Regions from separate parts of the Mus musculus genome. Here region 1 is linked to region 2. Evidence: chromatin loops called from intact Hi-C (ENCODE). Cell type or tissue: gastrocnemius. All regions are shown on one strand. Links, peaks and the distances in the headings refer to the core of each region. The heading gives the core; the rest is flanking DNA. Region 1 has its middle 37 kb from the start of Gm34612. Region 2 has its middle 90 kb from the start of Gm34549.

Region 1 (16,129 bases), core at 3,899-11,898, 250 kb after region 2:
ACTGAAAGTGTTCAGGGGGATTGTGCTGGTTCTGTGCTAGCATGGCACCATTTTAAATAAGAGGCTGTAACATCTGCTGATTTGGGGATATGCTTGAACCCTTCTGGACTCCAAGCGGCACCTGCATGTATCAAAGATCACCGTGGGCAATATTTTGTAGGCATCTAAGATGAGTGGGTACTGTTCTCATGTGCTTGGTATGAATCAGCCCCTTCTTATAAGTTCTCCACTGTTACTAAGTTACAGATGAGGAAACTGAGGCACACAAAGAGAAGCTAAGGACACGGCTGGCAGTCACACAGCTAGCTACAAAGCCCTGGAGCTGGGATTCAAGGCCAAAGAGTCTGGCTCCAGAACCACAGTATTAAGCCCTGCAATGCTCTCCCCAGGCCCCACCAGACTGTTGACACCAGAAAGCTGTCATACTGTGCAATTGAATCTTCACATCTGATACAATGGAGCTCACATATACCTAGTTTTCTCAACCTTGCTTTTTAATTTTTTAACCTTCCTTCCTTCCTTCCTTCCTTCCTCCCTCCCTCCCTCCCTCCCTCCCTCCCTCCCTCCCTCTCTCTCTCTCTCTCTTTCTTTCTTTTTTTTTTTTTTTTTTTTTTTTTTTTTCTGAGACAGGGTTTCTCTGTATAGCCCTGGCTGTCCTGGAACTCACTCTGTAGACCAGGCTGGCCTCGAACTCAGAAATCCGCCTGCCTCTGCCTCCCGAGTGCTGGGGTTACGGGCATGCACCGCCACTGCCCAGCTTTTTATGTTTCTTTCTTTTGGTGCTAAGGATTGATTCCAGGTTCTCATCAGTGCTTGACAAGATTGTTCCAGGAAACATTATCATCGTCACTGAAGTTGTTTTTTCCTCTGTCTATAGCCACGGCTGGCCTGGGAACCCAATATGTAGACCAGGCTGACCCTTGAACTCACAGAAATCTACCAGCCTCTGCCTCCAGAGAGCTGGGATTAAATTCTTCACTAGGCTGCCTGGCACAAAACTATTCTTTTAACAAATTACATGGTTATTTTTGTGGTGGTTGTTGTGTTTTTGTTTTTGTTTTTGGTCATAGGAATGTAACTCATTCATAAATCTCACAGTGACTACTGATTTCTCCATTCTTATTATTCCGTTTGTGTTTTCTGCCTCTTCTGAGGTCAGTTTTGCATTTGGCATGTTTCCTAGAAAGTGCCTAATTTCCTCATCCACTCCCCATTTCTCCTTTTTAAAATTCTGCTCTTGATTTTATTATCTATCTGAAACACAGGTTTATTTTGCTGTTTACCTCAGGTCCAGGAGCTGGCTGTTCATGCTGTCCATTGCTCCTCATTTGTGTAGCCTTTTAAAGTTATAAATCTCAGTTATGTCTTCCTAGAAAGTCTGCCTGATCAAACAAAAACAGAAGCAAACCGCACAGGAATTGCAGAAAAGTTAATTTAAATTCTTTTCGGTGGTTCCCCTTTCAGCATACTGTGCATCCATACACAGGCCTGTGTTTCCTGTTTGGTGTTTATATTAAACCTTAATTTTTTTAAATGAAAATAGTTTATAGTCTACCTTTTCTACCTGTAGCTCCATCATAACTTAATTCTACTTGTAGATTTAAATAAATTTCACCTTCACTCTTAAAGCTTAGTGTCAGGTATAGATGAGACCCTCGCTTGTACTCCGTGTACTTTTTTCTTTATTGAGAGAATTCCCAGGCAGAGGGTGTGTGTTGGTCATTTTCAAGCCTTTAGGCTCACCCTCCTGTTTGTTGCCTTGCTTCTGGCGCGAACGTGTTAGACTGCCCTCTTGTGGCCAGTACTGTAACTGCATATGCGCAGCCTGTTGGCTGGCACAGTTCGACCTGCACTTAGTATTCAGTTGGATGCTTCTTTGTAACATGGTCCTTTCTCTTTATACTGATGTTGCTTATTTGTGTGCAGAGGTCTCCATACACTAAACCTCAGAAGAGCTTCTAAGCTGACATTGCTCTTTGAGAAGTATGCATTTCAGACTGGACAAGGGCTGGGATTGTTTTCCTGTCAGGTCTCTGTCATGTGCTTGTTTATTCAATATTCACCTGTTGCTGCTTTCCACCTACACAGGAAACTGGAAAATTTCTCAGCAAATTAATTCTCATTGGGTGCTAACCTCTCATGTGATGTGTCAGCCTTGTGGAGACAGAACTATTCTAAATGTATTCATAAGGGACAGCTGGGCCCAGGCTAGCATAGTCACACACCCACAGGCACGGATACAAAGCTTGTCTAACATAAGAAATAAGATGGTCCTGATCCGAGGGATCCAAGACACAGCATGAGCCAACCTAAGCTGATTTCCTTGTCCTGACTCTGGTTCTGGCAAGCTCTGCCACTTATCTCCAGAACCTTGCTCCCTCTTGGGTCAGGCTACCATGGGCCTCACCTGGATTCCAGCTAGGTTCCACAGGCCTTGCGGAATCTTGCTGCTTTGTCTTCCTGTCTGCAGCTGGAGAGGCGGTTCTAAGTCGTTTCCTTAAAGCCAGCTGCAGTGTCTATGACTGTTACGATGAAGTCCAGTTGCACGAACAGAGCTTGTGATGACGTCTTCTCTTTGGCCCTTGGGCTCTTCTTTGCTTTGGAGAGCATGGACCACATACCGTACCTCAGTGCTGTCTTGAGGTGCTGTCCAGCAATCAGGAGCATGACATTGGACTCAACTTGTCCAGAGAAATGTTCTCACATGGTCCTTGCTTCCTGGGTGTGTGATTTCTGTAATTCCCCCTTTCCTTTACGTTGCATTAGCCTCCAGAGGTATTGCTTTAAGTTTGCAAGTCATATTATAAGATAAAACTTTGACAGAGCTGGCGTGGCAATCCTTTGAGTGCAGGAGAGGAGCAGAGTGTCTCTGACTTCCTGTTCTGAGGCCTTTGTCCTTGCCTCTTGTGGTGGTCTGAATGAAAATGCCCATCATAAATTCATAGGGTGTGGCATTGTTAGAGGTGTGGCCTTGTGGGAGTAGGTGTGGCCCTTTTGGAGGAAGTGTTTCACTGCGGGTGGGCTTGAAGTTTCAACAGCTTAAGCCAGGCCTAATGGCTTACTCTCTCTCTCCCTGTTGCTTGCCAATACCAGATGTGGAACTCTCTGCTCCTTCTCCAGTACCATGTCTGCTTACAAGCCACCATGCTTCCCACCATGACTGAAAATGGACAAAACCTCTGATCCTGTAAACCAGTCCCAATTAAATGTTTTCCTTTGTAAAAGATGCCATGGTCATGGTGTCTCTTGACAGCCATAGAAACTCCAATGAAGACCTCTGTCATCCTCCGTGTTCCTTCATAATCCAAGAAAATTGCTAAAATTCTCGAATTACATCCTCTTTCCAGACAAGAAACTGGAATGATAGAAGGACCAAATGAACTTTCTTGATAGGTTGCATGTAGTTTTTTTCAGTACCACATTTACTCCAGGAAGTGGGCTGTTACCAGCCACCTCCAAGCTTCCCTTGAATATGTGGATAAAACACACACACACACACACACACACACACACACACACACACGTTTGCTCCTTTACCATTTGCCTTCTTGGCACAGTTGCTGGGCACTACTATCTCCCGCTAGGAAAAGCGTGCACGTTTCAATTTCTTAACTCAGTCTCTCCACCTGCCCTAAATGTCACTGGCCAATCCCATCCGGCCCCAGCCAAACATCCATCACCACCCACCTGTAGTAGTGGCTACTAGCCCCAGTTCCACTTGAGACCTCACATGGCTGCTGTATTCTTCTTGCTTCAAAGCATGGCAAAAACATCCCTTTCTTTCCTCATGCCCCTCTGCCTGCCTCCAGGGACCCAGAAGTCCCGACTCTACCTTTCACCCAGCAATTTGCCCACAGCTTTCTTTACTGACAAATCAAGAACCAATTTGTGATCAGGACCTTAGCATCAGCACCCCCTCTTACACTTATACGATAGAATTCTCACGGTCAACCCCCAAAATGTCAGTATCTGCCTCCTTAGCTACAGCTCAGTGATGGGGAGATGCTCAGCTACAACCTACGCTGAGAAATAAGTTTACCTAGCTGCAATACCTCCTCAGCTTAAACAGTCCTGCTGGGGTTGTAGCTCAGTTGCTAAGAGTGCTAGCCTTGCATGCAGGAAGTCAGTCCAGGCATTGGAGCCCAGGATTGAGCAAACAAGCTGTGGTTATGCGTGCCCATTATCCCAGTACTTAGGCAGAGGATCCGAAGCCTAAGTAATCTTCAGCCACATGGTGAGCTCAGCACCAGTCTGGTGTACACGTGACCCTGTCTCAGAACCAAACACAACATTTACATGCTTACTGTCATCTATTATGTTTTAATGTCGTCAAGAGTGACGCACATAGGGGCTGGAGAGCTGGCTCAGTGGTTAAGAGCGCCGACTGCTCTTCCATAGGTCCCGAGTTCAAATCCCAGCAACCGCATGGTGGCTCACAATCATCTGTAATGAAATCTGATGCCCTCTTCTGGAGTGTCTGAAGACAGCTACAGTGTACTTACATATAATAAATAAATACATCTTAAAAAAAAAAAAGTGACGGACGTAAACGTTTTGCGTCGAAGCCCAAAAGGAAACCAACTGAAGTAGGATGTGTCTGGGGAGGGAGTTCAGTGTATGCTGAAAGTTCTCACTGTAGCGTCTTGAGCTCTACATAGCTGATTTCAGTGGAAGCTGATGGGAGAGTTGCCCCACACCAATAAAGGAGCAGGCGTTCTGCACAGAGAGCTTGAAGGAAACCTAGAAGGGGAAGCACGGTCTTGCATTCACAGACACCCTTGCTATCCATGAGCATGGCAGGCTGAGGGAGGGATGACTAGGCTGGCTTCTGAATACTCTTGGCTTCTTGTTTTTTCCGTTTAATCTGAAAGCAGGGAAGGACTCCAGTTGTAGAGCATTGCCCTTGCTGTTCAAAGTCCTCTCTTTGATCCCCATCACTAGGGAAAAGACTCTAGAGATTTAGACTTTTAAAAATGTCCTATTATTCTGTGATCATCCAGAGGCTTGGAGCCAGTCAGAGCAGAGTGGAGGCAGATGCTCAGAGCAGAGCCGAGAGCTCACACCTCTAACAGCAAGCAAGAAACAGAGCATGCAGTAGGCATGGCGTGTGGGTTTTGAAACCTCAAAGACTGTCCTCTGTGACACACTTCCTTCAAAATGCCACACACCCAATCCTTCCCAAACTGGGGACCAACTACTCAAACACATGAGCCTATGGGAGCTGTTCTCATTTAAATCACCACGCATGGTAACTCCATTTAAGTTCCTTTTGTATATGTGCATAGTCTAAGAAGCCTCTATCATTGGACATGGGGAGGGTTTGGAAGGACTTGGGTGAGGAGAATAGGATCAAAATATATTGTATGAAAAATTTAAAAATAATGAAAAGGTAATAAAGTTTTATTAGTTTCTCTATTTATTTCTTTATGGTCTGTGTGCATATGTGAGCACACTGCGTGCATGCCTCTCTCTCTCTCTCTCTCTCTCTCTCTCTCTCTCTCTCCCTCTCTTTCTGTGTGTGTGTGTGTGTATGTCTGAAAGATGAGATGTGCTTATGTTGTCCTTCCAAGTGCTGAGATTCCAAGTGTGGGCCACCATGGCTAGGATGATAACTGTAAACTGTGGAGGCCCCGGACATGTTCTTTATAAAGAATAGTTTATAAATAATTAATCAAATCCAGAAAGCATGGGGTATGAATGCACTGGTATCTGGAAGAGCTGCCACCCTTTCTCATAGTTTGATGAAAAGTGATGCAAGTCTTGCTGCTCTAGGGCACATGACCGAGGCACATTCTTTGGAGAGTCTGCAAGGACTGCAAGAAAAGGGCAAATGGGGGTCAGGAGGTGAGGGTGGGGTGGGGGAAGGGAACTGGGCTTCTTAATTGTGCTCTACTCCTCAGCTGGAATGGGAAGCCCTTATAAGTCAGATGTCTGTTTTCATGGAGATTTTCAGCTTTAGCTGTGGAACAGAGGCATATGGAACCTTGTTCTTGATAGCAACTCAGTTCTCCCAAAGGAAAATCTTGGTGCGCACTGTTAGTGTCAGCAATGATGTCGACAGAATGAAAATAGGTATTCCCTGGGGGGGTGGGGTGGATAGGTGGTTTTATAGCTGATATAAGGAAATGGACCTACATCCTCTATCTGAACCCACTCTAGATCTTGTTTTAGGGTCTACTGTTTCTCCAAATTGCTTTGACTGCCACTTATCTGATCAGACAGGCATCTTGTTTTATGCATCTCCTGTACATAATGTTGGGCCACCTCCACTTAAGTAGAGCTATTCCAGATGTGTGTGTTCTCGTATGTGCAAGTACACACATGTGTGTGCTTCTGCATGTGTAGACCAGGGGACCACTTTGAGTGTCATCCCTCACCTGCTATCTGCCTCTTCTACATTTTAATTTTCAACAGTCCTTCTTGCTAGCCTCAACATTAGCAAGTAGACTAGGCTGGCTGGCCAGAGAACTCCAGGGATCTGCCACTCTCTAATTCCCAAGTGCTTGGATTATAAGCCTCAACACTCGGATTTGCTATTTTTAAAAGTGGGTATGGGTAGTGGGTCTGGGTGAATTCAGTTTCTCTTGTTTGCAAGGCAGGCATCTTACTGAGTGAGCGATTTGTTCAGTAGTTCTGGATGATAGGCAATGAAGTCCTGGCCCCTGGCCCTGGTCCTGAACACAATAGGTAAACTGTATGCCTATGGTTGGTACTGTGACATCAGGAGTGGATAATATGCACTAATTCATTCAGTGTGAGGTTGTAATGATGATGACCAGGTCCTGTCCAAGAGTCTCCAGTGGAGCCATAGTAAGCGACCTGTGAGAGCCTCATGTGCCCTACCAGGTAGGAAAAGGGCAATGCTGGGTGGAGACAGAGCTACCAAGAGCAGCCGTGCTTAAACATGCTTTCTCTGCACTGCAGGGCAAAGAGCTTTATTCATTCCTCATTATTTTTATGTGACTAATAAATTACAAATAATTCTGGTGCATCTTCCTAATAGCAATTAGAATAAACAAAAGGCATCACTTCAGCTGCTTGGCAATTAAGGTTCTAATGACTGCGGTGGAGGCCCGATGACGGGGATTTGGACAATTCATTAGTTGGAAGCATAAGCACTTAAAACACAACTAATGAAGTATTTAGCTAAATTATTCAAAACAAAACAAAAAAAATTAGGCGGGAGGGACAGATGCTACAAAGAGGCCATATTCTTCACATCCGAGGGAAAACGTGTCGAGACGAATCTTCTTGAAGGATGTGAACATAGTAGGCGAGCTGTTTGCAAGCCTAGCTCTGCTATAAAGCTTTTTCAGCTCTGTGAATATTTCCACATCTCCACACATGGGTGTCTATTCTCACTTAAGTAGAGCTATTCCAGAAAGTTTTTTGTCTTTTGTACCAGATGCATCTCATGGAGCCCAATATCCACACCGCTTTATTGCTAATAGAGTTATTTGCATTATTTGCAAATTTCGTTTGCTCTCTCTTATTAAGTTATGCTCATGTGTGCATGCCATGAATGCATATGTGAGTGTGGGCAATCATAGGGGCCAGAGTTCTGCCCTCCCTCCCTCCCTCCCTCCCTCCCTCCCTTCCTTCCTTTCTTCCTTCCTTCCTTCCTTTCTTCCTTTGCCTTCCCAAGGAGGCCTTCACACACCCCTCCCTCTTTTCTTTCTTTAGAGAACAGTTCTTTCTGGCCCGGTGCTCCCTGTTAAGACTGGACTGACTTCCCAGGGAGATCTACCTGTCTCTGCCTCCTGTGGCACTGGGGTTAGGAGCGCACCGACACCCAGCTTTTTCCATGGCCTCAAGCGCAGTTCTCTCACTGTTACATGACAAGCTTCCTTCCTGGGCTGTGGCCCCACCTCTACTGAGGCCAGTTTGAGCATAGCTGCTTTGAGCACTGCGGAGACTTGTGGACAAGTGATGCCAACACTCATCTAGAAGTGGAATCCTTGCTCCGCTGAGTGCGGCGTGTTGAATTTCATCGGAAGCCGGTTTATTTTTAAAAGCGAGCTCTTTAATTTCGTTTGTGCATCAGCACTCTGCAACTGCGCTTCACCGAAGTCAGACTTTTATTACAAGGCTGATTTAGTTTCTTTGTGACCAGCTCCTCACATCTCCTTTTAATTAAGGAAAGAGGAATAAATGTGTGTGTGTCCTACCATTGACATTTGTGTGTGTGTTTGTGTGTGTGTGTGTGTGTATCTGGGGTAATGATGCAAGATTTAAAATATACAAGATGGTATACAACTCAGCAAATGATGATGAGAAGGCAAAAATGAATTATATATTGATGGGGACTGAATTCCTGGGTAAGAGATCTTGCAGGAACATCATTTCCTTCCCCTACCGAGACACTGCTTCATTCTGGACAGGCACCTAGCAGGCAACCGCCTCGGGCTTCTTTGCTGAGCAGCGCCACCTAGCGTCAGACGTTCCCAGTACTGGTTTCCTCAGAGCCTCAGCTCTTCCCAGACACTGGAGAAGTCTCACAGGATGCTTGATCCCCATCACGCACAGTACCTGACCCTTTTGGAGAGGGCTCTGAGTGTCCTATGGCTGGCTTCTAAGTCCTTGAGTTCACCTAAAGACTGCCTTTATGCAAAGTCCCTTACATGTCCCCGGCCTGTACCCAGGTGGAAAGACTCCAGAGGAAGACTTGATAGTTACCAAGAACCTCTTTCTCTTAGAATGGGTAACTAGGTGGAGTGGCTTTCTGTGTTAAATTACCGAGCACATCCGTGAGACAGAGATCTAGACCTATTCTGTAAGTAGAAGGGAGGTTCTGAGAAATTAAGCGTGTTGTTCCAGGACATACAGCCAATTCTGTAAAGCCTCAGATCTCAATTGGAACCCTTGATAAAGATGGAGGCGTTGCCTTCAGAAGTGCCGAGGGCCCCTGACCTTGAGTTCATTTTCCCTCTCCCCCGCCACACCTGTACTCTTGGGATCCTTTTAAGCTGTCACGCTTCCTGTTTTAAATGCCATCTGGGAAGGAACCCAGTCTGACCCCTTTAGACAGAGGGTCCACCTAATCACAGGCAGGCACTTCCTCCGTCTCCATCTATGACTGGCAGCTTTTCTTTAAGGGGAAATGATTAGAGAGCTTGAGCCGAATAAGCCCTCTGAAGAGACACTTACAGTGAAGGAGAAACATTAAAACGTAGGCCAGGAAGGGTCCTCGGGGCTCACTTAATTGTGGAGCTGTGGATTATTGGTGGTCAAGGTAGAGTGTTGAGAGGATGCACCCAGCATGGCTTAGAGCAGACATCAGAGCCAGGGTGGAGTATTGTGCTCTAACCTGTCCTGGGAACATTTTGTGTGGCATTCAGGATGTCTTGTACATAACCTGGCTTCAGGAGAGAGTTTAATTTGAGGCTGGGTGAAGAGGAGAAAGTTATTCCCCTATAGAACAGAAATGGAAGGGAAATAGCCACTTGACCAAGGGTCTTTTGGGGTAACAGGTGAATTTTTGATCAGTCACTAGAAGGGACCTATTCAAAGTTGCTTTGGACGCCCCCAGATTTATGTAAGTCCTGGTTTCTCAGAATGTGACCTCATTTGGAAATAGCGTCTCTGCAGAGGTGATTAAGGTAAACTGAAAGTTGTATCCCATACCTTAATTCCATATGGCTGGTGCCCTATTGAGCAAGATTATAGCAAGTAAGACGGGCATACAAGAGTATACTAGGATACCCTGAAGGCGAACTTCCACAGCCACAGGAGTCAGAGGCAGTCGGCAAAGCAGCCGCTGAAGCCGAGATATGGATATGCTCTCACAGTGGGAGCCAATCCCAACCTGTGTTGCATGAAGGCTTCCAGCTGCAGAAGCAGGAGGCTGACCATGAGCACCAGGCTGAGGTGCTTCACTTCCACAACCCCAGAAAGTGAATTTGTACTCTTTTGTATACACCACGTTGGACAGGAAAAGACCAACTCTGGTGTGAAATGCCCATGCTGCTTCTAGTCAATGAGGGACTGTGTGGTGCTTCTGCTAAAAGCCTAACCCTGTTTCCTAAGAGATTGTTCTTTCTAGAGATGGCTCTGTAACTGAGCTGTAGAGTTGGGGTCCCTCACACCGCTCGAGTGGAAGAGATGGTAACTCATGTTTACAGAGCCAGGATGGAGAATCAGGAAGTAAGAAGACATAGGATTCATGTGGCATCCCGTCTTTCCTCATAGGAGCTGCTCAAGGCTCACCCCTCTCAGACAACTGATGCTGCTTAAAACTCAGGACTTAGGTGGCTCTCTGAATCCACCTCGTCCTGGCAAATCTTGGAGGTGAAGGGAAGGAGATGGGTGCATTTTTAAATACAAGATTTTGATATGTGCTTTCTGGGGAGGGTACCTTAAAACCCATGATGATTTTATAGAAGGCCCTTTGGTCGGTGGCTCATGTGCTTCCCTGGGGTGTCTTCTTTATACACAGCTCTGCCTGGTGGAGCTTGTAGTCATATGTTTGGTTTTTGTTTGTTTGTTTGTTTGTTTGTTTTTTTAGTAATTTAGGAATGAGTGGCTTGGTAAGAGTTTCTATACCAATACAGACATGTTAATTTATGAACTCAACTGTCTACTAAGAGGGTGAAAAGAATAGAATGACCAGCCTGACTCCAATCAGGCTGCGTAGTAGTATTCAGTATCCAGTAGAATACAGGCTGCAGAGTAGGACCTAGCCACACCATAGATCTTCCGATTTCTTAGTGGATTACCTGTTTTCATAAGAATCTCAGGTGACGCTCCTCAGAGACATTTTACTCTGAAGTTTGCTGTTTTATATTTGGTAAAGGAGAGTGCAGCACGCTGTGAAATTTCAATTTAAAATAACAAAATTTCCGGTTAAAATATACCCAACACATTTCAAGGACCTTACGAACACAAGTGATTTGTTGTTTGTTAGGCACACATTTCCTTGGGTGTCTTGTGTTTTATCAATGACTCTCCTGGTCCCTATGTAAGTCCCTTACATGGACAGGTGGCTGGTATTTCCAGTGCTCAGGGGAATATGATAAAGGATTAGTGGTCAAGGTTCTGGCTCCTTTATCATGGGATTTATAACATTCAAGATGCAAGGAGCAGCCACTCATGCTTATAGATGCAAAACTTCTTGGTGTCAGGTGGCTTCTCCTACCTAGAAGGTTCAAGGCAAGTTATGCAGACAAAAGCAGAGCCATGTTTTTAGCTGTGTAAAGAAATGGAAGTGGGGAGAGTGAACAGAGCAACCTGTGTGGGTTGCGATTTAAATGTGGTCCAGTCTCTGAGACAAGATTTTCATTATCTTGAGCTATTTCCTTGACTCTTTTGTTTCTTTCTCAAGAGTTAGTGTTTGGGGACTTACTATCATTGAATAAAAATTAAATTTTCTTTAAAAATAATTTGTTCTTAAGAAACATTCATGCCACTTGGCTAAGAAGAACGTCCTCACAATAGAAGTGGTTTGAACTGCTGTCCTCAGCAGATTGCCAGGACAAGGATGAGTTGGGGTTCTCTGTCTGGAGTGTTTCTAACTCTCTCACTGCCCACACATCCATGCACACAACTTGCCATGAAATACCTGGGCTTGCCAAATACCAAGAAGAGAGAAAGTAGCTGGAATTGGTTGTGGTGCTTGCCTGAAGTCCTGGCACTTGGGAAATGGAGGAAAAATAATGAGTTCCATACTAACATGGGCTACATAGTGAGACTTAGTCTCAAAAACAGACACAAAAACAATATCAAAAGCAAGCAAACATAGACAAAACAAAAGGAGAAGATGAAGACAAGCTAGTCATACCCAAAGAGCCCTCCGTAGCTAGTCGTGATGATTAACATTGTCAACTGGATTTTTGGTATTACGGTCAATGTCCCCTTCCTTTCATTTGATCCTATAACCAGAAGTAGGGCTTGTTGCTCAGCCAACAGGCTAAACTGTGCGACTATGTGAAGGATGGGGCCAGTCTGTGCCTTCACTGGGTACGATCCAGAGAGAGGCATAGAGAGCCGGGTGAGTCAGTGAAACTTGGCTAGACTTAACTGTAGATGTGTCACTGGGAGGCATGCTGCAGCTCCATGGGTAAGAATTGACTGTCATAGATTGTATCTTCTGGGCGAAATGTACTAGATGAACTACAGATTGTATTTTCCAGGCCGTGATGATTCATGCTTGCAATTGCCGATCTTTGGGGACAGCTCCCACTGGAACAGACACCCCCAGTTTTCCTTAACTCAAAATTAGTCATGTATCCCCTGGAACTCGATGTTTTATTCCCCCTTCCCCCTTTTCTTGGATGTGCATTGTTCAGAGATCTGTGTGCTGTGCATTCTCAATTTTTTTTTCTTTTTACTGTGCCTTTAATGCAAAGTGAGCCAGTTTCAGTGCTCAGATTTTAAGCAAATGTCTTTTTCTGGTTGAAATGACAAAAGACCCTAAAAGACAACTCTTTGATCAGCACCGTCAACTATTGGATGATACTTTTGTTCGACACCAGTGCAGCTTGCAGAATGTTTATTTGGCAATTGGAAAAAGGTCACCATTTTAAGGCAGTTCAGAAACCAAATGTTCCCGTAATATGGCAGATTTCACACAATGCACCCCTTGGCTTGGCTGCTTTGGAATCTGTGCTTTTGACAAGCTTGAGCTATCTTAGCTGCGTGTGTGCATGTGTGTGTGTGTGTGTGTGTGTGTGTGTGTGTCCACATTTGTCTACCTGGGGTCAGCTACAGAGTCTTTGGTTATAGGCCTATGCATGACACACATTGAGCTCTCCACAGTAAGAACATTTATACCCTGAGGTGATTGCTTGAAATCAGGGAAGAGGCTGGTGGGCAGAATCTCCGAGCTAGGTGTAACATATGTAGAGACAGAACCGCATGTGCAAAGAAGCTTGAATCAGGTTTTTTATCTTTCCCCTACCCAATCCTGCGTGTTAAGCAGCATTTGTATAATCCCTCCTGAAGTAGATAGAAAACCCTCTTTAATTAGCTCCTGCAGGCTGTGTCTCTTTACTGCCACCTGTCGTTCAGGAGAAGATTATGCTGGGACAGGGTGTGAGGAGAGGAGAGAATTTTTTTTTTTTTTTTTTTTTGGTCAGGCATTCAGCTCACTACCCTAAAGAGAACTCCACGAAGCCAGGCAGCCGAGCTTGCCCACAGCCAGCAGTGAGAGCTGAAGGATGATTTTTTTTTTTGCCTTGACCTAGAGCAAACTACTTACTTGGCAGCCGACATTACTCATTTAGAGTCTCAAAAGAGCACGTTCCTCATTCATTCTAATAGAAACAGCATCTTAGAGGTGTCCACTGCGTTTTCAAATGAAATCAAGAATGGCTCCTGTAAGTAAAATTCTTCTGAGGACCAGAATTGTGCCAAACATCAGCACAACATTTAATATGCTCATTACAAATTGAAAGAAGGAGTTGAAACTAATTGCAGCTTTGGGTGGAAGTCCTAGTCATTCCAAGTTAACTCAAATGGTCCAGTATATACATGATATTTATTTTTGCTTCTCTTGGGTGTAGTAAATGTGTCTGAGTTTGTGCACTAAACCTCAGGTTGGAGTTGTTTGGCTAACATCTGTTAGGATTGGGGTCTTGCTCTTAATTGGGACCATCTGGAAAGGAAGAAGAGCAGAAAGAGGAAACTCATCATCTATTTGTTAAGGTGTATGCGCGCACGCGTGTGTGTGCGTGCGTGCATGCATGTGTGTGCGTGTGTGTGTGTGCCCGCGCATGCGTGCGCGTGTGTGCGTGTGCGTGCGTGTGCGTGCATGTGTGTGTGTTTGTGCGTGGGTGCGTGTGTGTGTGCGTGCGTACATGCGTGCATGCGTGCGTGCGTGTGTGTGTGTGTGTGTGTGTGTGTGTGTGTGTGTGTTGTATATGCACCCATGCTTCTGTGATGCTTATTTAGGAAGACTGAAGTTTTAAACAACAACAACTTGATTGAACAATAATTCGGATCTGTAATCCCCATCATCTAAGATACCCGAGACATGTGCCTGCATATGCCTGTGTTTAGGGGGATGTCTACTTTTCTTTCCGAGTGTCTGTTTCTTCCAGCCCCACCCCCACCTCTTACTCTAAGGGGGATTTTTCCCACTCTGCCTCTGCTTGCCACAGCTGCAGGGGTCTTTCCTGCTCGAGTGTTCGCTGACTCGTGGATGCCTTCACTCACTCAAAGCATAACGCCCCAGGGCATATTAGTGTTTCTGAGCATTTCATCCTTCTTTATGTAATTTGAAAGCTCATTAATAAGCAACTGTTTTGCATGATTAAAAATTAGGAACTGGGTGTTAGAATCAAAGGGTAAATCTTAAAAAGACCTCCTGTTTTCTGGACTTCTCTTTATTTTGACTTTAGTGGCAAGGAGTTGTGGGGGATGGATCTCTGTGTCCCACTGGACAGCCCAACCTAACTTCTTCAGGAAGAGGAGAGCTCCAGAGATGGGTTTGACTCATTTCCAGATACTTTTTTTTGCCCTGGGAGGGTTTCGGTTGTGTTAATGTTTCTTGGGGAGACATGAAAACATCTGTTCATCCCAGACAGGGCACCAATGATAACTCCAAATTATTCTCCTAAGTCCAGCTAGACAAACCAGTGAGCACATTAGGATTACTTACAAGAATGTGGGTGAAGGTTCAGTTACTGGAGCATGGATGCCTCAAAGGTAGGGAACTTCCTCACCACAGAGCCTATTCCAACCTGGGTGACGACTTGTAGAATGTGCATCCTTACAGCTCCCTGTAGGACTGTCAAGCAGAAAGATCCTTGACAGGTCAAAGGATTTCTTGTACTCAGCCTACACTAGCAGGAGAATCTGTCTTCCCTGGAAAGTGCTAATGCTTATATAACTTTAGCAAGAAGCCTTGTGAATCTTGTAAGTTTCAAGAACTCCTTGAAACTTGTGAGTTGTCTACTTCCTGAGTATTCTTAAGTGCTTCTCCCCAGGATGGAATACTTCAATATGGAGGAAATCACTATCCAACGTGCACTAACTTGGGCCCACTTGCCAGGAAGCTTACTTATGTAGAGGTTAAAAATGTGTGTTGGGTTCTATGAGATTGGAGCCCCAGTCCATGGAAGCCATTCACAGGTATGCAAGAGTATCTTGGAAGGGTCATCTTCAGTGATCTTTTGTCCTAGAGAATTTAGGCTGCAATATGAAACCATCCTTTAAAGTCAATTTCCTTGGGTATTCAGAAATGAGTACCATGTAACACTTTCGACATGGACCTGAGCTGTCCCAGGAGGTGATAAGGTGATGCTTCAGTATATGTTCCTGTCTTACACTACAAGTGGCTTCATTTCAGGTTTCAAAGGAATGACCTGTAGAAGGTGGGATTTACATATTGACATTAGAATAAGAACAAAGACTCAGTCTCCCTCACAGAAAGCCAGAGAACCTTAATGTCTTATGTGGTAAAAAATATTTAATGATATTATTTTTCTAGCTGCCATTTAGCTTCTTGTTTGACAGACAGGTGTGTGTTGGAAAACTGTCTATTCTACAGATTCCTTTTTATATCCTTAGACTTAATGAGGATGTTATGTACTTACAGGGTCAGGCTATTACATTCCTCAATGGGCCAATTACTATAGAATTTTGACAATTCTTTTTGGAGTTCACGTGATCTGATATCCAATGCCATCAAGGTTTATCAAGGTTTATAAAAGTCTGGGTGGTTGTTGCAGTAGTGTTGCACCGCTCAGCAGATATCCTCCTGCATCGGGGAGCTTCTGATGCTGTGTTGCTGGCATGGCCCGTGTTGCCTTCAAGCTGACCTGCCAAGTGCATGAACAGCTAGGAGTGCACTGGACTCAGACTCAGGATGGCAGCTGCACTGTGCTTACAGGTATAGTGACACAGAGCTATGTGCCGGAAGATGTCAGACGTTGGCTGAGATCCCAGAGTTTCTAAAGGAAAACTTTAGTTCCATAACAACGAATTTGCATCTTGTGTGAAGAATGTGTTTTTCACGTTCTCTCTCTCTCTCTCTCTCTCTCTCTCTCTCTCTCTCTCTCTCTCTCTCTCTCTTCTCTGAGTCAAGGATGTATCCTGTAGAAGGGCATCTCTTTTGTCATCTGTGACTGTGTACACCAGATTGGATCTTCCAAAAGCTTTTGGGACTCTCCCATCTCTTTTTCCCACCTCA
Region 2 (16,129 bases), core at 5,505-13,504:
GTAGGAGGTGAGCTGTGCATTTCAATACTAGCTGAATCAAATCATTGAGTGGCTTCCTAATTGATACCACTTAATGCTTGCACATGGCTGGTGGCTGTTTGCTTCTTAGATGTGCGGTGATTTGTGTTATCCTAACTTCTGAGACCAGGTGCTTAGAACATACTAGACAACCACTAACTGTTGAATAAATAGGTTTTCTATATTTGTTTCTTGGGGATTTTGCATTTCACACATTCGGCCTTCGATTATGAAGTATCTGCTGCATGACAGGAGCTCTACTCTCTGCCGAGTCAAGGAGGTAAGTGGAAACACACATAGCATGGATGCTGACGATAAACTCCATCTCTTTACCTCCCTAGGCTGGCTTTAGTGTTCTTAGTGGTTGTAGCTCCTACAAATCCCACCATATTCCTGGTGGCCACAGTCCCTTAGTTGTATTAGCAAGCAGTTTGAATACATGGCAAAGGGCTATCCAAATACCAGACTGTAAGTTTGGCTTGTCTGATCCAAGGAAGGATGGTCATAAGAAGGCTCTTCTCAGTTCTTTGGGGTGTTTTATATGAGGTAAAAAGGGTTCTTTGATGACAGGATATACCACACTGAAACAAGATAGATGAAAGGCAGTCTTATGGTTACTCACACATGGGAATGATAGGATGCTGCCAGAAAGAACCGCAGAGGAGACTGCCCCAGGGACAGGCTAAGTGAGGCTCAGTCTACAGGGACAGCTTCTGTGAGGAAAAGAGGGTGGGGCTGATAGGGCTCATGTGCTTCCAGAGGGGGTGTGTGATTGGAAGGAATGTGTGGGAACTGAGGTGTAGTGATCCCTGCTCTGGCCAGTGACCAGTGCCAGTACCTGGCCTTGGGCTAAGTAGAGCAAGCACATAGTGGCCTGGAAATGTGGTAGCATGGTAAAGGATGTGGTAGAGATGTAGACTTAATTAGCTGCTTTGGATGGAGAAATGGCCAGTCTCAAGTTAGGGCCTCAAAACCAAAAGAAGACAGCCTGTTAGGACAAAGCATTGTATTTACATAGAAAAGACCACGGAATGGTGAAATCCGACTCTGCTACAATGAGGCATTCACACTGCCTTTGTGGCGGTCTCTGACCCTCTGTCACCAACTTTTCTTCTTGTGTAGCAGAGAGCTTTTGAGCACTTCTGAACAGAAGGAATTCTGCTGCAGCTTAGCAAGCTAACAGAAATCACACACAGTATTTCCATCCTACTGGAGAAATGAGACAGGCCCACAGACCTCAACTCTAAGTCACCTGTGACCGAAGATAATGTTGGGACATTGGAGTTGGCCAAATAAATACTCATGGCTTTTGTTTGAAGTAAAACCAATCTCCAAGCCCTGGCTGTGTTAGTCAACAGTGCTCTGGCACAGAGTCTGCAGACCTTGTCTGGGGGCGGGGGTGGGGTGGGGGGAGGAATAGGTCATCGAGGGAAGTGGCCTGTTTACCTACCTTAAGGATTCCAGTTAAGGTTAGCAATGCCCCAGTGGCTTTTTTTCCTGCGGTGAGTCAGCGGACCATCTAGTCAAGCAAGAGATAAGAGTAATGCCATAAACAAACTTCTGCGATTTTGGAGTCCATTTGTTTTTCTTTACTGGAAGACGTAAGGATGCAGGAATTGGGGTGGGGGTGGGGGTGGGGGTGGGGGTGGGGGTTGGGGGAGGGTTAAGCTCTTATCAAAGCCTCAACTCTTAACTCTGTAAACTTGAGGTTTCAGTTTCAGCCTCCAGTTCTTCCCGTGCAGCAACAGCTCCGGCAGCCAGCTGCGCACCTGAGAGCTCTCAAATGTGGCAGCGTGGCTGGACTGGACATTTAACAAGGACAGTTAGGTCCACACAGGCCTCCATACAATTCCTTTCCCAGTAAAGCTTCTGTCTGGCTGGAACGGCTCAGAGATGCAGATCTGAGGTTCATTAAGGGATGCTGGACTGCATCTATATTTAAAACATTCACGTCCCAGGATGCAAGAGTGGCAGAGTGGGACGTTATTCTTGGTAGGTGTTCTGTCTGGAAGTTGGAGCCTCTCGGTCCTTCCCATATCAGTCCTGTCTCATAATTCATTGTTTATTAAAAAAAATCAACAAACTTCTGCATTAAAAACCAAACCAAACAAGACAGAAGCCATCACCACTGCGCTTATTTTAGCAAGTTTATTTTTTAAGCAGATAAAAATCAATATTCTCCCTTACACAGCTGATGTCCTGAGGGATGGGCCACAGGAATCATAGTTAAATTGCTGCTAGTCTGTCTGAGGGAAAGAAAAGGTCAATATATATTTTTTTTTTCTAGGAAGAAAGGGCCCTGCTTTCCTCTTGGGAGACAAGAGAATGGCGAGGTGGTAAATTACTGGATGTTGTGCCCAAGTGATTCTGAGAGATAATTCTACCCTTTGAATGAAGACATTCTCCAACTCCCCTTTGAAGGAAGACACTCTCACACTCCCTGCCTGACTCTTCCTCTCATTTCTCTCATGCTTAACTTAGAATGCCATCTGGTCTGTGTCACCAACTTATCCTTCCAACTGCCCAGCATGGCTAACCCCTGAGCTCAGTAAGGTAGGATGCAGCTCTGAAGGCTGTCTGTGAGGACTTCAGGTCTGAGACTCTTGGCCAGGAAGGATACTTTGAGATTATGCTGAGGCAACAAACCTCCAACATCAGCTGCTTCAAACCACCCCAGTCTTGCACGTCCTCTGTTAATTGGGACTCTTCTGAGAGCTTTGCTGAAGGAGACCCCGTGTCACACTTGCCTTTGCACTGTGAAAGCTGTAAGGCAACTGAATTAGGCCTCCCTCTTGATGCTCTGCTTTTACAGGGCCTGGGTTGCTTACATTTCATTGGCTTACACCAGACACATGGCGCATGCCCAGAAGGAAGATAGGATCAGACTGTATGAGAAAAACTCTCAGGATCACCACAGTGCCAACACAGTGCCAACACATAAATTGGAGTTGAAAGCTCAAAAGACCCCAGGAGATGCCCTCTTCTGGATTATTCCCATGACTCTTAAATTTCTGAAGAGTTCAAGGGTCTTTGCTCTAGCATGGGGCTTTTTACATATCCTCAGTCTTTTGGGAGTTTTCCTGGTGAGGGGACCTCACTGCTTCTCAGGGTGACTATTGTGTTTAGGAGTGGCTCTTGTTTACTTAAACCTCTTGGTGAGTTTGGAGCTAGGGCTCCTCTATCCTTGTGGTCTGTGGTCCCAGTTATGAAGGTCATCTAGCGCTCTCTCTCTCTCTCTCTCTCTCTCTCTCTCTCTCTCTCTCTCTCTGGATTATTATTCTTATTTGAAGAAGTTGAATAGTGGAATGAAGGAAATACAATGAGGTCATCTATACTTGCTATGTAACTGCAAACCAAGGCTATGCCCTCGCAGTGTTCTGACATAGACTGCTGAAAGGAAAGATGAACTCGTGTGTGTGTGTGTGTGTGTGTGTGTGTGTGTGTGTGTATCTGTTGATTGTAGATAGAAAAATTATTAAGTAATTATGAGTACAAGTCTATCTATCTATCTATCTATCTATCTATCTATCTATCTATCTATCTATCTCTTCTGTTTAGTCTAGTTTAGTTTAGTTTAGTTTAGTTTAGTTTAGTTTAGTTTTGTGAGACAGGGATTTTCTGTGTAGTCCTGGCTGTCCTGGAACTCCCTTTGTAGACCAGGCTGGCCTTAGACTCAGAGATCTGCCTTCCTCTGCCTCCTGAGTGCTGGGCCTAAAGTCATGTGCCACAGATGACCATCTTCTGTTTAGTTTCTTTTTAAGTTGACACAGCTAGTGTCACCTGGGCAGAGGGAACATCAATTTAGAAAATGTTCCCATCAGATTAGCTGTAGGCATTTTTTTGATTGACATTTGATGTGAGAGGGTCAAGCCCATTGTGGGTGGTCCCATCCTTGAACAGTTGGTTCTAGCCAACTATCAAAGCAGGCTGAGTACGTCGTAGGGGAAAAGCCAGTAAGCCAAGTTCCTCCATGGCCTCTGCTTCAGTTCCTGCCCCGACTTCCCGGGTGATGAGCAAGAAGCATCAGAATCAAATGAATAGTTTGCTCTCCAGTTTGGTTTTGGTTGGTGTTTGAACACAGACATAGAAAACTAAGTTCTCTGTCTATACCAGGATTCTTGGAGCTGAGTCAGTGTTAATAGCCGTAGAAATCTGGTGGTAAAGAATATTATTTATAAATTGCTCAATAATATCAGTAAGGTATTTATTAAACGATGGGTTTTTTATTTTTACCTTTTCTCTGCTTCTAATTTGCTGGCTATCTCCTCCTCATTCTTTGCTTACTTACTTTAAATTATTCATGCCTCACTTTCTATCTAAAGGTCTATATTTACCCCATAGAATATTATGGGATTGCCTACAACTTCAGGTATCTCGGGACCATTTTGAATTCCATGTTGTCTAACCTACCTTTTCAAATGAACGAGTGTGTGTCTCCCACAGGGTCTAGCCCTTAGGAAGTCCTTGCCACCTGGCCACTCTCCTCTTTGCTTTGGGTAAACTTGGAGGACATTGGACCTCCACCTCCCACTGTTTAAACTCAATATGCTAAATGAAATTCAGAAACATGTTGCTTGTCATTGCCCTTCATAAAATATTACAGTCATCGTAGACAAATGGCCGCAGAGGACATCTGGTTATTTTCTGAGTTATGGCGGCAGAGCAAAGCAATGGCTCTTTGAAGAATGGCTAAAGGCATTCAAGAACAGTGGGCCAGCAAAATCCACAGTGGGGATGCCTCCCCGGACCCTGTTATTTGAATAAGAAGACAGATATTGTCTCTCTTAGAAATTGTTTTGTTGAATGAAGGCAAGATGTTACAACTTTATTAGTAAATTGGACAAAGTCTCTCTATCTAGTGCAGGGTGGCTTGGAACTTGCTGTGTAGTTTAGTCCTGCTTCTGGCTTATGATCTTCCTGCCTCTGTTTCCCACATGCTGTAAGTACAGATGTTCATTAGTGTGCCTGGCTTGGTCTGGTATTTATGTATCATTAAGCTCTTTTTAAAAATAATTCTCCGTATACTAATTTAGAAGTTCCTTTTGATTAAACACTTCCAGTGACAATGATGAAATAAAAATAACAATAATCTGAAATCTCTACTGCTGCCTACTAAAATTCATGGGAAATATGAAATGATCCTCCCGGCACCAGAGCAGCTTTTGCAAAGTCTAAATTGGATTTAAATTTAGGATGGTAAAGCCAGAAAGAACTCTTGCTGTAATGTTCAGCTGCAAGTCTAGACGGTGCGAGCAGCACAGGCAGAACTTGAAGGCCACACACCTGGGGATTCAGTGATGTTGGCAGGTCCTTCAGCTTTCATTCAGGGGCAAGAGTCCTACTTGCTGACTGTCCACAGGGCCTCAGCCTCAGCTCAAGTTAGGTGAACAGATACATCTGCCGATGAGACAGAAACTCACATTTCCAGCTGCGATTTTACTAATTAACCATTGAAAATGAGCCCTGCTTATCTGTGTAAGTCTTTCAGGTATTTGAAAACTTCCCTTGGTGTATCCTTTTCAGCTTCTTGCAAATCCTATTTACCTCTCTGTGTGTGTGTATGTGTGTGTGTACATGTGTATATGTCTGCATGCGTGCAAATGTGTGTGTTGCACATGCAAGTGTGTGCATACGCATGTGGAGAGAAGACAGCCCGGGGTGTCATTCCTCGGCACCATCCACTTCGATTCTCTGAGTAGCAGAAAGAACAATAAGTCTTTCCCTCTAGTAGGAGAAGAAGTCACAACATAATTACTGCCCCAAGTCCCCACTTCTTAGCAATATTGCTTTGGACATTTAGTCTCAATACATGAACATTGTAGGACATAGACTTTCTAACATAAAAGCAGGCCAGTGTCACAAAGGACAGCTTGGAAGTAGGCGGGCTTTCTTCCTTCTATGCGCCCGCCCTCCAGATTGGGAAGTGGGGACCTTCAAAGTAAAGATGCATCACCCAGTGTCCCTGTTATTCTCCTCTGGCCACTTCACCACTAGATGTTACGGCTCATTCTGGCTTTGTCTGGAGGTCATGAACTCTGACTCTAGTGGTCTAGAAACTGTGTGGGAAACTCTCAGTGTCCATGGGAAGCCTGGTCCCACCAACTCCTCCCATGGTCTTTCCTATTCAATTTCCCTGTGTTTCTTCTCAGACCAACTGGCCCTGGTCCCCTCTCCTGACTTTTCCGTGCTTGATTTGACAACAGAGCTAAACTATATTTTTTGCTTTTATTTATTTATTTATTTATTTATTTATTTATTTATTTATTAAAGATGTATTTATTATTTATATGTAAGTACACTGTAGCTGTCTTCAGACACACCAGTAGAGGGCGTCAGATCTCGTTACAGATGGTTGTAAGCCACCATGTGGTTGCTGGGATTTGAACTCAGGACCTCTGGAAGAGCAATCAGTGCTCTTAACTGCTGAGCCATCTCTCCAGCCCCCGCCCCCACTTTTTTGTTGTTTTTAAAATCAACATCTAACTTAACCAACCTGTCCTTTGTCCTTTAAGTTTAAATATAATAAATTGGAAGTTGAGAAGTAAGCCCAATTAGTAAAATGCTTGCAAGCAGCGTTTACATTTTCAGCACCCACAGAAAAAAACAGAATGGTGGCCTGGACCTCGGATTCTAACGCTGAGAGGGTAGAGATGGAGCATCCCATCTGGGAAATTAGGTGAACTTCGTTTTCAGTAAAGGACGCTGTCTCAAAAGATTAAGGTGGACAGCAATGGAAGGAGATGCCTAATGTCAACCTTTGACCTCCACCGGCACAAATATGTATTCACACGAATGTGTGTGCACACACGTGAAAATGTACACACACATATATGTACAAACACAAGAACAGAAGAATAAAGAAGACAAGTGGTGCTACCTTAGGACTCGACCATCCATGCCATCCATACTGTCTTAGCACAGGCCTGGATTTTGTCTCATACATGTGCGTGTGTTCTTTCCAATGAAGTTTTGACAAAGGTAATGCAAACATGTGTCCAGTTTGGCACCTGGAACAAGAAATCTGTTGAAATCGCTCTTAATAGTAGAGTTAGTACCTACGTGCATGGCTTCTGTTAATCTATTACTAAGTAAGTGAAAAATAGTCTTACTGAAGACTGGTTTATTTTTGTTTTGTTTTGTTTTTTTAACAAAAAGGAACATTCTTACGACACATTATTTAGCAAAGTAAATGTGATTCCACACCACCCCTTCACGTCAGTGGGAGTAGGGGCACATTTGTCAAAAACCTTTCGCCTGTACTTCTCTACCCATATTGTAGCTATGGCGATGCTGTCTCCCTGCAGTGGTCGGGTGAGGGCTGAAGGAACACCTGGTGCCTGGCACAAGCTAACTCTCCAGCAGCTGCCCACTCGACATGGTCTCTGTGGCATCTTGCACTGGTTTTGTTGAAAAATTCAGGGTTGTTTAAAATAAAGGCTATAGACCCCTTCTGATAGTCTTTCATTCACCCCTAATTTGAAGCGGTGTAACCGATAACCGACAGATGCTTAATCAAAGTCAAGGCTTGAAGGGGCTGGGAAGGTACCTCAGTGAAGACTCTCTTTCACCCCTGGGAGCACCACGGCCCAAGGGCGAAGATAGCAAGGTGCACACAGTGACACAGCTCTGATCTTTATCAAGGGCTCCCAGCTCTCTGCGGAAAGGGGCACGAGCTGCCCAGGGCTTGCCAGGGATTGATTGGCTGCCCTCATGGAATCCTCTCAATAATAATGGGTGTCTGCTGTTTCTTAGGAAGAGAAAGCTTGGCCTTAGACAGGTTGATACAAGCTCTTTAGGCGGTTTGGGTCCTAGAGCCAGTGAAACTTCACAGAGTCATCTACACGCACACACGTTCCCTCACCATCCATCGAGAGACCATCCATTGACTGACTGTTCACAAATCCTATTGATGTGTTTTCCTTCTTGCACTGGGATAAACCAATACTTCGTGACCTGCACATCAGAGAAGGCAACTGACTCACAGTCACCAGGGCAGGCCATACAAACCCTGGAGTCTGGGAGAGTCACTTTCCTCGTCAATGAGCCAAATGAAAGGCAGCATCCTTTCCTAGCTTAGAGCTTTCTCTTCCCCATTTATAAGTTCTTGGAGTTGCATCTGTGCATCCCCAATGTTTCTGGAGTGGATCTCCCTGCTGGTAAGGGTGGGATTTGAGTTTGTGTATAATTCCATTCAAACCATCTCCACTGGCTCCTTGTACTCTCCTAAACAAGACTCCCTATCTTCATCACGTCTGGCTGGTTTAGCTCAGCTTGCCACACTGCACAGGAGACGTTAGATTTCTGGCATACATCTCCAGACATTTTATGGACCAATAATTCCCAAGGTGTACATGAGCTCTCACAGCCCGGTAATTACCGTTGCCCTCTTCCCTGGACCTGTCTCCATAAAGAGCCGCCTCTCTGCGCATCTCTGGCATCTCCTCCTCTCTAAGGCTGGACTTGGAACTACCAAGCTCCTAATTATCCATCCTGCTCAGGGAATCTCTGTGTGGGGTTCTCAGGCCAGCCTTTGATGGAGGGTTTGGTGGTGGTGGTGGTGGTGGGGTGGTGGGGTGGGGAAGTCTAGTCATTGACCTTGATTAAAGAGCTTCGATGGATCAAGTAAAACGGGCATCTTATTTCGTTCACAGCAAACTAATCTCGTGGACCAAACTTAAAGGTGAATTGTGGGAAATAAGTAAATTTGACCAAAATTTACTGTAATTTCTGTCTCAAATCACTGTTGTTTGATCAAGTAAGGACTCATTCAATGATTCGATGGCGCTTTCTTCTTTTCTTTTGTACCTCAACCAAATCCGAGCAATTATTCTGGAGCTCAAAACCACATTAAATCCATTTACTGCCTCCCTCAGCTGGTCAACCCCCCCCCCCCCACGAGGACCCGCCCTCTCCACAAGCATAAGCATTGGTTTCCTGCCCTGCTCAGCTCACACCTTAGCCAGGAGAAAACGATCCTTGGTACTTAACCAGGAAAGGGGAAGTGCTGTTAGACACTAGCCCACTATGTGCTTTGCAAACTACCACAAAACGTGTGATTCTTTTCTTTAATTAAACTCACACCTCCCTTGGGGGGAAAAAGGAAAGACAGGGAAGAGGCCATGCTTCGAGTGATAATTGTCTTTTCTTTGATTTTCAAAAGTGAGAGAAATAATAGGAAGTCAGAGACTCACCTAGTCGATAAACTAGCCTATTGTTAATTACCCTCGGAACACATACATGTATTGATCTGAAAATCTTCTAGGTGGAGTGATTGACAGCAGCGAATCCCCATACTTCAGTCCCAAGGGACAAGGGACTTGGTTTGCGGGTAGCCTGGAGCTAACAAGTCGGGCTCCTGAAGAAGTAGCAGGCTCCTACCAGTAGGTGGCAGCAGAGTTCCACGGATGGAAACAACTGCTCAGCCCAGTCCTGAATTTGTCCCCAAACCTAGGAAAGATCGCAGAGTTCCTGACTTTAAAATCCACTTCCCAAGGCGCACAAGAGGTCTTCGAAAAAACCCAGAGGATTGTTTTCTGCCGTACTGTACATTCCATTCCATTTTGCTCTTTTTTTTTTCTCATTTGGCTAGGAACTGGTAACGCCACTTTCAGGTTTATTCTTCACACGCCCCTCCATTCCTCGTCTTGCTTTCTTTTTGTTTCATTTACAGTTTCTCTTGTAGCTGTCATATCTACATTAGAGGGTAAAGTATAGCTAAGTGGGTTTTTTATTTTTATTTTTAAAAAATTTGCAACTGTTCTTTTGTGGGCTGTGATTATGACAGGAAAGAAAGTCTCAGACATGGTCTGAACAATTTGTCTGCTTAATTTGGAAGTCATTCAGGTATTGTATTGTATTGGTTTGGTTTGGTTTGATCATTAAAAACGCATCCTCATATAGATACTGCACAATAGACATAATACAGAGTATGAATATAAGAATATGTAGAATGATAGATATAGAGAATGATAGAATATATAAGTGGTATAGAATGAAGTCAGGTGTGAGGCTTGCTGGTGCTTCTCAGCTCATGGAAGATTTATCAATATCAAACTGTTGAGAGACATCATTCATTCATTCATTCATTCATGAATTTATTAATTTCCCCTTCATTTTATTATCTCCATTTTCCCTCGCCTTGCCTCCCCCCACCTTTAACTTTACAAAAACAGGGTTTACCTTTCACTAGACCGTTCTGTTTAGCAGCAGGCTCTACTCTAAAATATGCATTTTTGTGGGCTTTCTATTTTTCAAAAATGTATTAGGTTGTTCTGTCCTTTCTTCTCCTATGAACTACTGTGCTTTAGAGATTATGTTGCTGTGTATATACCTTCAACCCTCCTGCTTCTGACTCCTGCGGAGAGGTCTACCTGGACTAGAATGCTATTCACTGCCCCCTAGGGGTGGATCCCTGAACTGCCCAGGACTCTTCAGATATCCTTTTGTGATGACCATCTTAGGTTTGTCTCTTTATAAACTGGTGTGGGAATCTCTGGGAACGTACATATTTTTAATCTGACAGCTTTACCAAATGGGTCCGCTCTTTTTGTTCCCACCACCACCACATCTCCATGGCACGGAGTCAGTACTGTCTGGAGAACAGCCGCATTCCCCGTTTATTGAGATCGTTCTTCCATCATTTCATTCCGTTCATTAGACTCCAACAACACCCATTATACTTTATACGGTGAAACGTTTCCTCTTCCATGATTTCTAAATGTTTTATATAGTCTTAAAGCTATTGTGATTTTTTTCTTAAGTTATCTTTCCTTGCTGTTTGTTGCTTGTGTGGAAACCATTATTATTTCTCTGTTAGTGACTTTGTATCTAGGGAGCTTTTTTGGGTGATGCTTTTGGTTGTAATTGCGTATCTTTCGAAGTCTGTCGATTTTATTGGTAAGGAACACACTCTCTGCAAACAATGTTCTTTATCTCAACACTTCTTATTTATGTATCAATTCTTAAAACATGAGCCATTTAAAACAACATTAGAAAATAAGAGTAACCCTTGTCCTATATCCAGTTAGAGGAGACATCTAATTTTCTCATTAATTTCGATGTTTATCTAAGCTTTTGGTGGGTAAACATTGCCGAGTTAAGGATGATACCTTCCTTTCTGCTCCAAATGTGCTAAGATGCTCATGTGTATATTGAGACGATCCTGTGATTTTTTTTTCCCTTGTAGCTTACTAGTGTGGTACATTGTATCCATGCGTTCTCCATATATGGACACATTTTTTTTTTTACATGTCTTGAAGAGATGCCATTTTGGTGATAGAAAAGCTGAAAAATTTCAGAAGAAGTTCCTAGAATTAACTTTTCTCACATATATTTTGTAAATTACACACACACACACACACACACACACACACACACATACACATACACATACACATACACATACACATACACATACACATACATATACATATACAACATTTTTCTGTGTTAAGCCCTGGACTAGGTACTGGGGCTATGTTTTTTTGTTCTATGGATAGTGGATCTTTTCAGCACAAACTCTGGCCAACAGTGGTTTTCCCTTGCAGTCAAATGCTCTGCATGGCAGTGTCAGTAAATGAGATTCAGGGATACAAGACCTCTGTAAACTTTGATCTCTGTTTTCAGCAGTCAGTTCTCAGGCCGTCTCCTGGATGCTGCTAGATACACGTGAGGTAGGAGCTCCATAAACCACTGTACAGATGAATTGGGCTCCCATCAAACTGTGTAACTGTGTAACATGCATCTCTGTGTGGTTCATTATGGAGATTTAGAAAATGCTGTCATTACTTGGGTATTGCTCACATATTTTGGCCACATAGGCAGAGTTATAAACCAATTAGAACAATATGTATGGCAAAATAAATATTTCAAAACTCTGCCTGGCCTTTATTGAAATAATGACAATATATTTCTTCTTATGACTTTTTTTTCCTGGGAAAAAAGACCCTAAATTTAATACAGTTACATATGAGAAGGAGGAAAAGACACACTCTGAAGAAGAACTCAACCAGGTGTGCAAGGAAGACGTTGCAGACGCGAATTTTACAAGAATTGGGTACAGTCAGAATATTGGATTTCGCCTACAGCCGAGGTGGGTTTTAACCTGCGAATAAGTCTGGGAGGAAACAACAACTTTGGATACCTGAGATGAAGTAATTGGATTTTGCGATTTCTCCTCTCACTTAATTGGATGTGCAAATGATCTGTCTACACAATGAACTTGTGCCCGTGGCTCTTATCTCCTGCATTCGCATGGCAGAGGGAGACGTATGCATGTGCATGAATTTGCACCAAATCACGTGAGATTTCCTTTCCTGCGGTGAGCTCTCAGGAGCCCTCAGAACACACACACACACACACACACACACATACACACACACACACACATCTTAATTGGACTGGTTATTACAACATTCTTATGTCCTTTCCTGGTACTTTTATTTGACCCAACATAAAAGCAGGGGACAGAGATAAGGTGGTGCCTATTAAACAGATGGTGTCCCGGGAGCATTAGCTGTGCACTGATGCAGGGGTTGTGGTCAGCAGAGGCATCGTTATTATGTATAACTATAATATTTGCCTGTGTGTTTCTAACACCTAGCCTTTCAGATGTTGTTGATTTCCTTTCAGCCCCTCCCCCCCACACTACACAGTGAGGCTGTTAAGTAGAAGCTGGACTCTGATCCTTTGGGAAAAAATCTCTCTGTGTCCCAGAATCCTTTTTAGAGATTTGCACATCAATGAATATCACTCCAGACTTCCATATGAGCTTAGCTACACTGCTGGAGAAATCTGAGCTAATGGTCTATGCTCACTCTTTACCGCATTAAATGACAGCCGTGTTGAGAAGGTCTAACCACGTCCGCAATGGTTCTGGAAGCCCACGGGGATATTTTCAGAGAGGGAGATGATTTCTATATGAGGCCTAGAAGAGGATCTAGTCCTAGCCTAGAGAAAAAGGGATAAGGAGGCTGCAGGCTGGGGGTGGGGAGATGTGGAGCGAGAGTTAAGTATGTTGGTTCAGGAGGCATGCTGGGAAAGAGAACATGGAGGAAGGATGAGAAGCAGAGGAGCATGGGAAAGAGGCCAGACACGTGATGTCTTCATTTTTAAGGGGCATCCTTTTTGCCACTGCTGCAAGCCCGGAATTCCGTGTCACTGTTTGCCCGTGAGCTCTGTTGATCTGTGGAGCTGTCTTTACAGATTAATGGAAGATCAGACTCTCCAGAAATGATTGCACCTAAATCCAGGGCATGTTTTCATGTATTAGGGTAGATTCTTCCCTCTTGTTATCCCTTCTGCTTCGGAACTTTATCACGATGGGAATTTTTTAATTAGATATTTTCTTTATTTACATTTCAAAGGTTATCCCCTTTTCCTAGTTTCCCCTCCGAAAATCCCCTATTCCCTTCCCCTTCCCCCTGCTCCCTAACCCACCCACTCCCATTCCTGGTCCTGGCCTTCCCCTACACTGGGGCATAGAGCCTTTATAGGACCTAGGGCCTCTCCTCCCATTGATGACCGACTAGGCCATCCTCTGCTACATATGCAGCTAAAGTCACAAGTTCCACCATGTGTTTGATTGGTAGTTTAGATCCAAGGAGCTCTGGGGGTGTACTGGTTAGTTCATATTGATGTTCCTCCTATGGGGCTTCAGACCTCTTCAGTTCCTTGGGTACTTTCTCTAGCTCCTTCATTGGGGACCTTGTGTTCAGTCCAATGGATGATTGTGAGCATCTACTTCTGTATTTGCCAGGCACTGGCAGGACCCATCAGGAGACAGCTATATCAGGCTCCTGTCAGCAAGCTCTTGTTGGTATCTGCCATAGTGTCTGGGTTTGGTGGTTGTTTATGGGATAGATCCCCAGGTGGGGCAGTCTCTGGATGGTCCTTCCTTCCGTCTCTGCTCAGAACTTTGTAACTGTTCCCCCTTCTAAGAAGGATTCTGAACTTCTGGGCTAATATCCACTTATCAGTGAGTGCATATCATGTGTGTTCTTTTGTGATTGGGTTACCTCACTCAGGATGATATCCTCCAGATCCATCCATTTGCCCAAGAATTTCATGAATTCATAATTTTTAATAGCTGAGTAGTACTCCATTGTGTAGATGTACCACATTTTCTGTATCCATTCCTCTGTTGAGGGACATCTGGGTTCTTTCCAGCTTCTGGCTATTATAAATAAGGCTGCTATGAACATAGTGGGGATTTTTATAGAAAACCAATAAGAAAAAGGTGCTCCTGTGACCCTAGGGTTTGCTGAAGACTCAGGGCTCTGAGGCCCTCGAGGTGCCAGTTTTCATGGGCATGCCTGAAAGGACACTTACTAATAACGGTGACACACCATGAGCTGGTCACTCACAGGCTTCACTCTGGAGGAAAAGGCAGCAGATTTTCATTTGGAATTATATTATTTTACTTTTCTACTCAAAGACTAAGAATGCATATGATGTCAACTCATGACGATAAGACTGTCTGTGAGTTCTGGCTTGCCCGGCACTTCATAGCACATAGAGTATGTCATATAACTCAGGAGTCTTGGTTTACAAAAGCTATGGAGTCCTTGAGACCAAGAGAATACAGAAAAGGAATGTGCATCTATTGAACACCTGTTATATCCTTGGTGCTGTCGAGACTTGCTGTTCATGATCTCATTCAATATTTACTGTGATCATGTGGGGATTATTCTTCTTCCTTGTTTCTGGCTATAGAAATTGACAGCCAAGGTGCCAGATTTAATGCTGAACAATCATAAAGGGTTATATCTTTTTACTATTATGTGTGCACTGTGTCACAGTAAACCAAATGACAGTGCAATTCACTCCCCGTCCCAAGTCATCCCACATGAACGTTGAACTACAAAGAGTAAAGCCACATGAGCATTGAGGGCAGGATACTGTCTTATTTACCACTGACCCCCTGAATTAGGCTTTGGGCCAGTCATCCCATGGTTGAAAATGATGGACAGTTATCTGAGAGGAAGCATGGGGGTGGGGAGGAGAAAGAGTTAAAGAGAGCAAAGAAAGGGTAGAATGTCAGAGAAGAGGAGTAAAGGGGAGATGGAAATGAGCACAATTAGACCCCAAACTTCAGCCTAGGAGATGACTACTGCAAACGAGCACCAGGTGTGGCGAAGTATAACTTGCTGGATGGTGGGACTAAAGCCAGAAGATGCCTCACTGTATCTGTAAGTCAAGAAGAGAATACCCAGGTTTCTGCTAGATGAGAGCAAGCAGCATGGACCAGACTCCAGACTTATCTTCTTCCTGGAAACAACTAAAAACAAACAAGTCCCAACTAGATTAAAGTATAAGGAATTAGTTTTTTTGTTTGTTTGTTTCATAGTAGTTCTGTGTGTTTGAAGAGATGTCAGAAAGGGAGAGTAACTAAAGCTTAAACAATAGAATAATAAAAAGGAGATGAGGAAGGGGGAAGAGAGAGGAGAGAGGAGAGAGAGAGAGAGAGAGAGAGAGGGAGAGAGAGAGAGAGAGAGAGAGAGAGAGAGAGAGAGAGAGAGAGAGAGAGAGAGAGAGAGAGAAAGTGTGTTGTTGTGGACCTGTGTGAGTACCCTTTGGGCTTTCAGTTGTAATCCATCAATAGTTTTTTATGTGAGCAAAGGCAATGGCCTCAGAGCAATTGGAATTCTCCCATAGAGCCAAGGAAAGTTTGTATTATACCCAGCTAGAGTGGAAGGCTTCAAAATTCAAATGGCAGAATGTGTAATGTTCAACAGTATTTTTTGTTAATTGTAGGCGCAGAGCAGAGGTTAAGAATATTTATTTAAAGACCAAAGCATAGGCTAGATAGATAGGTGGCTTAGTGACTGAGTTCACTGGGGATTCCCCCAGTGACCTTCGTTCAAACCCTAGCACCCACATGGTTGCTCACAACAGTCTATAACTTCAGTTCAGGGGATCCGACACTGTTTTCAGGTTTTCAAGGACATGAGGTATGTAAGTGGTGCACAGATATACATGCAGGCAAAACACTCCTGTATATAAAAATCAATGAAATAAAAACTCAAACATATCTAGCATCCACAACAGCAAAGTTTATCATCTTTGAAACACTCTAAAAATAGCAGTCATGAAAATAAATAGAAAAATATGA

What was found. Peaks named below come from ENCODE experiments on the same cell type or tissue, not always from the same donor. Only the 100,000 strongest peaks of a DNase experiment are listed, where the experiment ranks them.
Region 1: a loop joins it to region 2, with 7 times the contacts of the local background. A loop is called at or near these places in 32 of 42 quality-filtered maps.

The regions. Positions count from the first base shown.
Region 1 is chr7:68,821,628-68,837,756 of GRCm38, forward strand. No RefSeq gene overlaps it. Among named protein-coding and RNA genes, the nearest start is that of Gm34612, 37 kb to the left of the region's middle. In gastrocnemius, for the core only: no CTCF peak of the experiment used is centred there; a DNase peak (open chromatin) is centred at 8,429.
Region 2 is chr7:68,570,433-68,586,561 of GRCm38, forward strand. No RefSeq gene overlaps it. Among named protein-coding and RNA genes, the nearest start is that of Gm34549, 90 kb to the left of the region's middle. In gastrocnemius, for the core only: a CTCF peak has its summit at 10,429 (motif pointing left); DNase peaks (open chromatin) are centred at 9,404 and 10,416; H3K4me3 peaks cover 383 bases.